2 separate regions of the Homo sapiens genome follow, and region 2 is linked to region 1. A link is a loop called in an ENCODE intact Hi-C map of the cell type or tissue named here. Cell type or tissue: OCI-LY7. All regions are shown on one strand. Links, peaks and the distances in the headings refer to the core of each region. The heading gives the core; the rest is flanking DNA.

Region 1 (5,383 bases), core at 69-5,068:
GTTGGTTTACTGGGCTAGTTGTTGTAGGTAATGGGTCAGAATTCTGTTTTTATGTATATTCTGGCCATTTACCATTTGTATTTTCAGTCTCTCAAAAATAAATTTTAGAGACATGGGAGCCAGCTTGAAGGATCTCCCAGGGGGCAAATTTAGGGCAATTTTAGCGTCAAAAAGAAAATGAATACAATTGATTGCAAATACTGAATAAATAAAAGTCTACTCTCTAGTACAGAGAAGAGAGAATGAGAAGAGGGAAACTATTTTTCCATCATTGGTAGTGTCTATTACACCAATTTGATACTCTGAAAATTAGTTATTAAAGGGAGATAGCATTTACCCTGTTTGTTTTTTGTTTCATTTGTTTTTGTTTTTAAGACAGAGTCTTGCTCTGTCATCCAGGCTGGAGTGCAGTGGCACAAACATGGCTCACTGCAGTCTTGACCTCCTGGGCTCAAGTGATCCTCGTGCCTCGTCAGAAGCTGGGACTACAGGTGCCTGCCACCATACCTGGCTAAGTGTTTTTGCTTGCTTTTTTGTTTTTTTAGAGATGGGGTCTTGCTATGTTGCCCAGGCTGGTCTTGAACTCCTGGGCTCAAGTGATGCTCCCACCTCAACCTCCCAAAGCGCTGGGAGTACAGGCATGGGCCACTGCTCCCAACCTACCCTGCTTTTTTTTTCTTTTTTTTTTTAATAAAGAATGTGGTTTATACCCAGTTGATGAGGAAAAACTCTTCTTTACTATAGGATGCCAGCTAATAAGTATAAAATAAAATATAGAATTAGACAATAACCATGATGCAAACCTTAATGAAATAATTGACTCAGACAAGGACTATCAATGGACTTCAAAACCTTTAGATGAAAGATTGCTGGGAAATGCCATCAAAGTATCACTCTACAGGCTACTTACCTAATTGTAAAAGAAATTACAGGCTGGGTGTGGTGGCTTACGCCTGTAATCCCAGCACTTTGGGAGGCCGAGGCTAGCAGATCATGAGGTCAGGAGTTCAAGACCAACCTGGCAACATAGTGAAACCCCATCTCTACTAAAAATACAAAAAAAAAAAAAAAAAAAAAAAAGGTCAGCCGCAGTGGCTCATGCCTGTAATCCTGTAATCCCAGCACTTTGGGAGGCCAAGGCAGGCAGATCACCTGAGGTTGGGAGTTCGAGACCAGCCTGACCAACGTGGAGAAACCCCGTCTCTACTAAAAATACAAAATTAGCCGGGCATGGTGGCACATGCCTGTAATCCCAGCTACTCAGGAGGCTGAGGCAGGAGAATTGCTTGAACCCAGGAGATGGAGGTTGTGGTGAGCCAAGATCGCACCATTGCACTCCAGCCTGGGCAATGAGAGCAAAACTCCGTCTCAAAAATAAATAAATAAAACGGCTGGGCACGGTGGCTCATGCCTGTAATCCCAGCACTTTGGGAGGCCGAGGCGGGCAGATCACGAGGTCAGGAGATTGAGACCATCCTGGCTAACATGGTGAAACCCCATCTCTACTAAAAATACAAAAAATTAGCCAGGCGTGGTGGTGGTCACCAGTGGTCCCAGCTACTCGGGAGGCTGAGGCAGGAGAATGGCATGAACCCAGGAGGCAGAGCTTGCAGCGAGCTGAGATTGTGCCATTGCACTCCAGCCTGGGTGACAGAGCGAGACTCCGTCTCAAAAAAAAAATTAAAAAATATAAATAAATAAAAATTAAATAAAAATAAAAATACAAAAAAAAAATAGTCGGGTGCAGTGGCATGTGCCTGTAGTCCCAGCTCCTTGGGAGGCTGAGGCAGGAGAATCACTTGAACCCAGGAGCAGAGGTTGCACTGAGCCGAGATCGCGCCATTGCACTACAGCCTGGGCGACACAACAAGACACTGTCTCAAAAAAAAAAAAAAAAAAAAAAAAAAAGGTAAAGAAAATACACCTGTATAGTGGAGCCATCTGGTGGTCACCATTTGAACCAAACCATCAAATTTAGTATCAGTAATAGTGGGACAACCTCCAGTTTACAGAGAATACAAGAGAAAGGGTTGTCATGCAAATCTGATAGTACTAGCAAAGATAATTATTCTAAAAAAAAAGTCGTAAGACTATAAGCAATAAATAGTTATTGAGCAGCTGAGTTAGGCATACTATAGTCTCAGTTTCAGTATCTAACCAGCTTCAAGTCACCATTTCAAATGAAATATCAACGCGTGATGAAAGTTAACTTACTACCATCCTTTTCTTGGGGTTGCACTACTGTCCAATGGGTACCTAGTGAGGGCAGTACTGCTAACTCCTGCACAACACACCGAAATCAACTAGAGCTTTGCTTTGCCTTGGTGCAGTTTTTGGAGAAATGAAAAACAGCTTTCCCATACACACACAGTTATTTACATATTACTGTATTAAAAAGTACATACAGGCTGGGCACGGTGGCTTACGCCTGTAATCCCAGCACTCTAGGAGGCCGAGGTGGGCGGATCATTTGAGGTCAAGATTCGTGACCAGCCTGGCCAACATGGTGAAACTCTGTCTTTGCTAAAAAAATATATATTTATATATACACAAAAAAATTAGCCGGGCGTGGTGGCGGGCGTCTGTAATCCCAGCTACTCCGGAGGATGAGACAGGAGATTCGCTTGAACCCGGGAGGCAGAGGTTGCAATGAGCTGAGATCGTGCCACTGCACTCCAGCCTGGGAGACGGAGTGAGACTCTGTCCCCCCCACCAAAAAAAAAAAAAAGCAAGGCTGGGCATGGTGTCTCATGCCTGTAATCCCAGGACTTTGGGAGACCGAGGCAGGCAGATCACTTGAGGTCGGGAGTTCGAGACCAGCCTAGCCAACATGGTGAAACCCTGTCTCTGCTAAAAAATACAAAAATTAGCCGGGTATGGTGGCACACATTTGTAATCCAACTACTTGGGAGGCTGAGGCAGGAGACTCTCTTGAACCCGGGAGGTGGAGGTTGCAGTGAGCCAAGATCGCGTGACTGCACTCCAACCTGGGGGACAGAATAAGACTCTCTCAAAAAAAAAAAAGAAAATAAAAGAAAAAACCATAATACTGAGTTAGATTAAGTGAATTGGCCACTTCTTTGCCATCAGCCTAATACTTAGCCTGCAACTTTTTTTTTTTTTTTTTTTTGAGAAAGGGTGTTGCTCTGTTGCCCAGGCTGGAGTGAGGTAGCATGATCTTGGCTCACTGCAGACTCCACCTCCTTTGCCCAGGTGATCCTCCTGTCTCAGCCTCTCCAGTAGCTGCGACCACAAGCACAAGCCACCTCTCCCGATCTCGGCTCACTGCAACCTCCGCCTCCTTGGTTCAAGCGATTTTCCCACCTCAGCAGCCTGAGTAGCTGGGATTACAGGCACATGCCACCGTACTCAGCTAGAGACATGAGTAGAGACATAGTAAAGACAGAGTTTCACCATGTTGGCCAGGCTGGTCTTGAACTCCTGACCTCGTGATCCACCTGCCTCTGCCTCCCAAAGTGCTGGGATTATAGGCATGGGTTACCATGCCAGCCGACTTCTCTTATCTCTTATGTGGTGAAAACAGGAAAAGAGAGCTCTATGGGGTCCCTTTTATAAGGGCACTGATCTCATTCATGAAGGCCCTACCTTCATGACCTAATCCCCTTCCAAGGGCCTCACCACCTACCTCCACATTAGGGGTTAAGATTTCAACATGAATTTTGGGTGGACGCAAACATTCAATCTATTGCAGAAGTACAGAGGAAAAAAAAAACAGTAAGTCTAGCTTTTGTTATTGGCACCCAGAAATCCAGGGATCCTGGAGAGATTATCAGAGTTGTTGGTTAAAAATGTTAATGTTAATCCACGACGCTCTCAAGAGCTCACGTCTGGTGTGACTATGACCATGTCATGCTGTTTCACCAGTTAGTACCTCTGCTGAGTCCATTCTTTCTGCCTGGAATGCTCTTTCTACTCTTCTATGCCAGGTTATCTCCTATTCACAGTTAGCAATTAGCCTAAGACACATTATTTATTTACCTTAGTTTGTGTCAAGCATAGACAGTTGTGGTTTTACAGATAGGGAAGCCAAACCAAACTTCCTAGCCTACTTTTCTTTTTCTAATCTAGTGGATTTTATACTGACTTACAAGATTTTACTGTGAGCAGCAATGCAACATAACCCAATATATCTAATCTTTCAGATTTAGTGAACATTTAGATTTTTAAAATTATAATTAAAGCTATAACATTTAGTCTTCATTTTCTCTGCAGACCACAAAGACTTCTGACATTCTAAGTTTTTTTTAAAAAATAATTCAGTAGATTGTTATCATAATTTTTACTAGACTATTATTAAAATATTATTTCAGAAATTCATATGTTGATGAGATATCTGCGTTCCCATGTATGTTGAAGCACCATTCACAATAACCAAGATAAAGACTCAGCCTAAGTGTCCATCAACAGATGAATGGATAAGGAAAATGTGGTATATATGACCAGGCATGGTGGCTTATACCTGTAATCCCAGCACTTTAGGAGGCTGGGAATTTAGAAGTGGGAGAATTGCTCAAGGAGGGTTTGAGACCAGCCTGGGCAACAAAGTGAGACCCCACCTCTACAAAAAAATAAAAATTAGCCAGGCATGGTGGTGTGCGCCTATAGTCCCAGCTACTTGGGAGGCTGAGGTGAGAAGATTTCATGAGCCCAGGAGTTCAAGGCTATAGTGAGCTATGAATGCACCTCTGCATTCCAGCCTGGGTGACAGAGGGGAGAGACCCTATCCCAGAAAGAAAGAGAAAAGGAGAGAGAAAGAAAAAGAAAAAAAAATTGTGTATGTGTGAGTGTATATATATATACACATATACACACACACACACACACACACACACACACATATCCATACATATATATGTATGAATACTATTTAGCCACAGGAGGACATTATATTAAGTGAAATAAGCCAAGCACAGAAAGAGAAGTACTGCATGTTCTCACTGATAGGTGAAAGCTAAAAAAGTTGATCTCATGGAAGTAGAGAGTAGAATAGCGGTTACTAGAGACTGGAAAGGGTAGGGGTAGGGAGGGGACAGCCAGAGGTTATTAACAGATACAACAGTACAGCTAGATGGGAGGAATAAGTGCTAGTGTTCTACAGCACCATTGGGTAACTATAATAACAAACAATTTATTGTATATTTTCAAATAGAAGAGCAGATTTTGAATATTTTCAGCACAAAGAAATAATAGATATTTGAATTGATAGATGTGCCAATTACCCTGATTTGATCACTACACATTGTATACATGTATGGAAATATCACAGTGTACTCCAGAATATGTACAGTTATTATGTGTCAAATAAAAATAATAATTTTATGGTTAGGCACAGTGGCTCATGCCTATAAGCCTAGAACTTTGG
Region 2 (5,383 bases), core at 167-5,166, 920 kb after region 1:
ACTTGGTTTTCCATAGAGTTAAGTTGGCTCCTTAGATGCTGAAGTCTGTAGTTATGACCTTGCTTTCATTAGTAATTAGCACCTGGGCAGGTACTAACCAATGAATGCCCTTTACACCTGGCAAGAAGGAATGGGTGGGGAGGCCAGATTGTTTCAATCTAAAGGGCACTACGTTGTGGTGGGTTACGTTTTTTGGTAGACAGACACTGCCTACAGGCAACTAAGTCATTCCATTAACTGTCATTATCAATCCATGTGTGGCCAAGCTTGAATTGTCCTGCTGGTTTAGCTTCCTGATGGGGAACAACAGCTGTCGCAACGCACAGTGTCTGCAGCTCCATCATGGGCCCCAGGACGTCCCACAGCAGCTAACACTGGTCTGTACTCGGAACTCTGCCACCTGGCCAGTGACTTTTGTGCGTCATGTTCCTGGGAATAGTATGACTGTCCATGATTCCTAGGAAAGCTAGAGGAATAACTGAGGATGAGGAGCTAGCACTTTGACCCCTGTGGGGAGTGCTGGTTATAGTGGTTATCAGGGTTGTGACAAGTGGACTCTTGTGAGTTCCAACACTGGATGATTTTATTATTCCTATTACTCAGGCAGTAAAAGACTAGTACATATCCTGGTGTTATATAATTATATGAAAACTTATCAGAATGAGTTTTATAACTAGCGTACCCATGTTTTTGTTATTGTGCTGCAGATAAAATGGCGCACTGAAATGTTACTGAATTATGTGACAATTTTTGTTACAATTCTGTGCACTTTTTACAAGATTTGTGGAGCTTAGATAGATGGCTGGCCTTTGGCATCTGAACATTTTCCTGAGCCCGATAGACAAGCAGATTTTTTTTGTTTGTTTTTGGAGACAGGGTTCTCATGCCTGTAATCCCAGCACCCTGCCTAGTTCAAGACCAGCCTGGCTGGCAACATGGTGAAACCCCGTCTCTACCAAAAATACAAAAGTTAGCTGGGCATGGTGATGCACGCCTGTAATCCCAGATACTCTGGAGACTGAGGCAGGAGAATCGCTTGAACCCGGGAGGTGGAGGCTACAGTGAGCCGAGATTGTGCCACTGCACTCCAGCCTTGACAGAGCGAGACCCTGTCTCAAAAAAAATTAAAAAGACAGGGTTCTGTTACCCAGTGTGGTGGCGCAAGCATGGCTCACTGCAGGCTCGACCTCCTAGGCCCAAGTGATCTTCCCACATTGGCCTTCCAAAGTGCTAGGGTTACAGGAGTGAGCCACTGTGCCTGGCCAAGATTTCTTTGCCTTTGCGCTCATGTTCTTCTTTAACCTTAAAAGAAGAGGTCATATAAAATAATCAGGTATAATTTAAGATACAGAAAGCTTGATAGAAAGGAGTAGCCGTGTTCTACATCTTCATCCATTGCATTTGCAGATATGCCTCAGGATTATTTTATTAGTACAATTTTTTTTTCTTTTTGAGACAGTCTCACTCTGTCACCCAGGCTGGAGTGCAGTGGTGCAATCTCGGCACACTGCAGCCTCCACCTCCCAGGTTCAAGCGATTGTCCTGCCTTATTCCCTGGTGTATCTGGGATTACCAATGTGCACCACCACACCCGGCTAATATTTTGTATTTTTAGTGGAGATGGGGTTTCGCCATGTTGGCCAGGCTGGTCTCGAACTGCTGGTCTCAAGTGATCCACCTGCCTCAGCCTCCCAAAGTGGTAGGATTATAGGCATGAGCCACCGTGCCCAGCCTAGCGTCATGTATTTATACTGTTATTTCCACCTCCTAAAAGTCAACAAGGACACTTAGCTCAAGAAGGCTGATGTTGAGAGAGAACGCTTATCAGAACAGGGATCTCTGAGGAAAAAGGGAGCTTAAATGTGTGTCCCTGGAATTTCTTCTAGCCCTTCCTTTCCTTGGTGACATGGCCACTGCTATGGGCGGGAATTAGAGAAGAGCCCTGACCAGTGGTGTTGATGTCTTTGCCAAGTATACTGTCAGGTCAGTGTCATAAATTGATGATATATATAGAGAGACTTCATTTAATAGAAAATAATATTTTAAGGACCACCTTGCTATTTTACTTCTCTAATAATGTTTTGAATATTTTGATAAATACCTTTAGCAACATAGTGGTTCTCATCTCAGCCCTCTCTGTCCTTGAAAGAATGTTATTTATAACAGGGTGGTTTCTGGACTGCCCTTCTGGAGTAAAACTTGGGCATTCTAACCATATGCTTGCTGGAAACCATAATAATGTAAAAAGTCGTCATTGGGTTTTCAATTGCAATTACATTGATATAATTTTGTATATAAAACAGTCTGTTACTGGGAGCAGCATTGTTCATGTAAGAAAGATGTTCGCTTCATATAATACATGGAAACAAAGTTATATTTTCAATGTTAGCCATTACTGTGACACTCCAAAAAAGGCTGGTGATGGGGAGAAAGAAGAGCTTTAAAAAAACCTACAGACAATTCACTTGCCTCTCGGGCTTTTCTGCTTTGCCTGCCTTGACCGAATTAGAGTATCTGCATTTCTGCACTAAGCTGGTTGAGGTTTGCTAAGTCAATGGTAATGTTTTACAGAGCTTGGCTGTTAGCCAGCATTTGTGGAAAACGACCAATGTCTGTCATAGCTAGTGCTATAATTTATTCAGTTGGCATATTGTTTATGGAGACAGTGAGATAAGGGGATTAGGATCCAGAGAGACTATTAAAATATGTGAGTCCATCTGTTGTGATCTGAGGTTTCATTAGAGAAAACCTGTCTGCTAGTACAACAAATGGAGACTTAGTAAGGATGTTTTTATATAAAGGATTATAAATCAGCAGAGGTAAATACATTAATCTTGGCCAAACAGGTCATGTCCTTTTGCGTTTTCCTGATGGCAGGTTCTGCCCCCTGCCGCCCGGGCACTGTTGGTCATAGCGTGACCTTGGCATCAGCTGTGAGCCGGTAAACATGGAAATGTAGGCCCCTCCCAACCTGAGTCAGACCCTTAGCCTGGGGTCCAGGAAACTGTTTTAACAAGCCCCTGGGTGATTTTTTTTCACATGTTCAAGTTTGAGCGCCTCGAGGGCCTGTGAATGGCTGCATATAAGGTACAGCTGGCCATATGTCTTAAATGACTTCAAAGGGGTGTGAGCCAGGCCTCTTCCCACACCAGACTTCATGAACCATGCCTGGTATTGTCATGTTTTTGTGAGCAGCCGTGAATAGGGCTGGGGGAGAGAGATGTTCAGCCAAGAAAGTCTAAAATAGAAAGGGAATGTTCAGTTATAACAAAACAAATTTTTGTAATTAGAGTGCTGGGTTGTGCTCAGCATCATTGGAGTTAAATGTGGAGCAGTGGCTTACACTTGTAATCCCAGCACTTTGAGAAACTGAGGTGGGCGGATCCCTTGAGGTCAGGAGTTCGAGGCCACCCTGGGCAACATGGTGAAACTCCATCTCTACAAAAAATAGAAAAATTAGCCGGCTGTGGTGGCAGGTGCCTGTGGTCCCAGCTAAGGAGGCTAAGGTGGGAGAATCTCTTGAACCCTGGAGGCAGAGGTTGCAGTGAGCTGAGATCACGCCACTGCACTCCAGCCTGGGCAACAGAGCGAGAGACCCTTTCTCAAAAAAAAAAAAAAAAAAAAAAAAAGCGGAGCAGCAAACTAAGTCCCTTTTCCATCGAGGGAGGTCTCTGAAGCAGAGCTGAGCCAGCCTCTCAGCTCTGCCCTGGTGGGGCACCCCATAGCGCCCAGAAGCAGTGAGGGCTAAGGCGGCAGAGTGCAGCATGGCCATGCATGATTGGAGCGCCGCTACTGTGTTGGTGTCAGTTTGGCAGCCAGCAACTTCTAAGAACATAGAATATTTTCATTTAGAACTTAAAAACAGTAAACCCAAAAAGTTTAGTTTTTAAAAATTCATTTTGTTTCTCCCTAAAGATTTTTATTCTTTTGAAAATGACCACAGTCTAGTTTGAATGCCATTGTTTTTCAGCTGTTTCTTATTTGCAATTGCTAAAAGCAACAAGGAGCAAGTTAAATGTCCATCACCTGAATGGGTAGACAGAAGTGACAGCCACACAATGGAATATTCCTGGGCAGTAAAAAAAGAATGAAGTGCTGGTACATGCTACAACATGAATAACCCTTTTAAACATTATGCTAAGTCATGGGATTCAGTCATGAAAGACTGCATATTACAAAATTCTGTCTCTCTGAAATGTCCAGAATAGGCCATTCCTTAGAGACAGAAAGTAGATTGGTGGTTTCCAGGGGCTGAGGGATCAGGAGGAATGCAGAGTGACTGCCAGTGGCCATGGAGTTTCTTTTTGGGCTGACAAACTATTCCAAAACTAGATAGCAGTGTCAGTTGCATAACTCTGAATATACTAAAAACCACTGAATTATACATTTTCCATGGGTAAATTTTATGGTAAGTTACATTTCAATAGCTGCTATTTAAAGTACATAGTGACTCAACATGAAAGGAAAAATATACAGTTTTGTCTCTATAATTACCCAATTAAGTGAACCAAAATAGCTGCAAAGTTTTTAATTCATTTATCATTGGTTGTAAGAATTTTCCCTATCATACTCCCATTTGTGGGAGAAAATTTACTGTATCTACTTTCTATCAGAGCATTTCTAAGTATTTGAAAGGTCTTATCCAAATATTTGAAAGCTGTTAAAAGTTGCTGAAGTGGCACCTTCGGAAGAAGGCTGGAATGTTGGAAAACAGCGTTGACATTTTAAATGATATGGAAGGTCAAGCTCGCAATGTAATCTTGGTGGTGGCTGGATGGCTCTACTCAGACTGGTTTTTGAGTAAATGGCAGGTGTGATAATATAGGGATTAATCTGTTAACCACTGAATCCACTGCCTGAAATTCAGACATTCAAATGCTCCCATTTGAATTTCCCTTTCTTATTTTACATGGTTTTCCTGATTTTTGAGTACATAAAAAAATTATTGCAAACTTTTTTCCTGCAGTGTTCTGGCCACTGAAATTAAATCTGGTTCTTTTGTCTAAGACTCAAGGGTTGCTCTCCTGTAATGTTTGTGGAGGAACTGATCTTGGACTTTTCCCTCCTGTCTTGGGCTTTTATTACAGTTTGAATTTATGCTGTAAAAAGTGTGATTGTAGAGGTAACCTATAAGTTTAAAATATTCAGAGGAAATGGATGCTTCCCAAAGGAAAAATTGCATACCTATATTTATTTACCAAAATGAGGAAAATACCTGGGAAATAATTTGGCCAAATATTCAGCAATTATATTCATAGATTAGAAGCAAAATACAAAATTTGATTGTCAACTTGGTACCTTTTTCATTCCTTACACTCTTAGAAGGCATTTTAAGATGCCATTTTGATAAAATTAAACTGGGAAGACTCAGAAATCATGTTTT

What was found. A loop is a pair of places that touch in the nucleus more often than their neighbours do. Peaks named below come from ENCODE experiments on the same cell type or tissue, not always from the same donor. Only the 100,000 strongest peaks of a DNase experiment are listed, where the experiment ranks them.
Region 2: it touches region 1 in a loop (3-fold over the local background); 2 of 110 quality-filtered maps call a loop at or near these places.

What each region holds. Positions count from the first base shown.
Region 1 is chr6:159,717,373-159,722,755 of GRCh38, reverse strand. It overlaps a transcript of SOD2 not described here and the pseudogene RNU4ATAC18P. Among named protein-coding and RNA genes, the nearest start is that of WTAP, 7.4 kb to the left of the region's middle. In OCI-LY7, for the core only: a CTCF peak has its summit at 1,957 (motif pointing left); a DNase peak (open chromatin) is centred at 1,945.
Region 2 is chr6:158,796,869-158,802,251 of GRCh38, reverse strand. All of the region lies in intron 2 of EZR (ezrin), which reads left to right. Among named protein-coding and RNA genes, the nearest start is that of EZR-AS1, 18 kb to the left of the region's middle. RefSeq lists an enhancer at 3,340-3,539. In OCI-LY7, for the core only: CTCF peaks have their summits at 2,684 and 2,883 (motif pointing left); a DNase peak (open chromatin) is centred at 3,028; H3K4me3 peaks cover 4,253 bases; H3K27ac peaks cover 5,000 bases.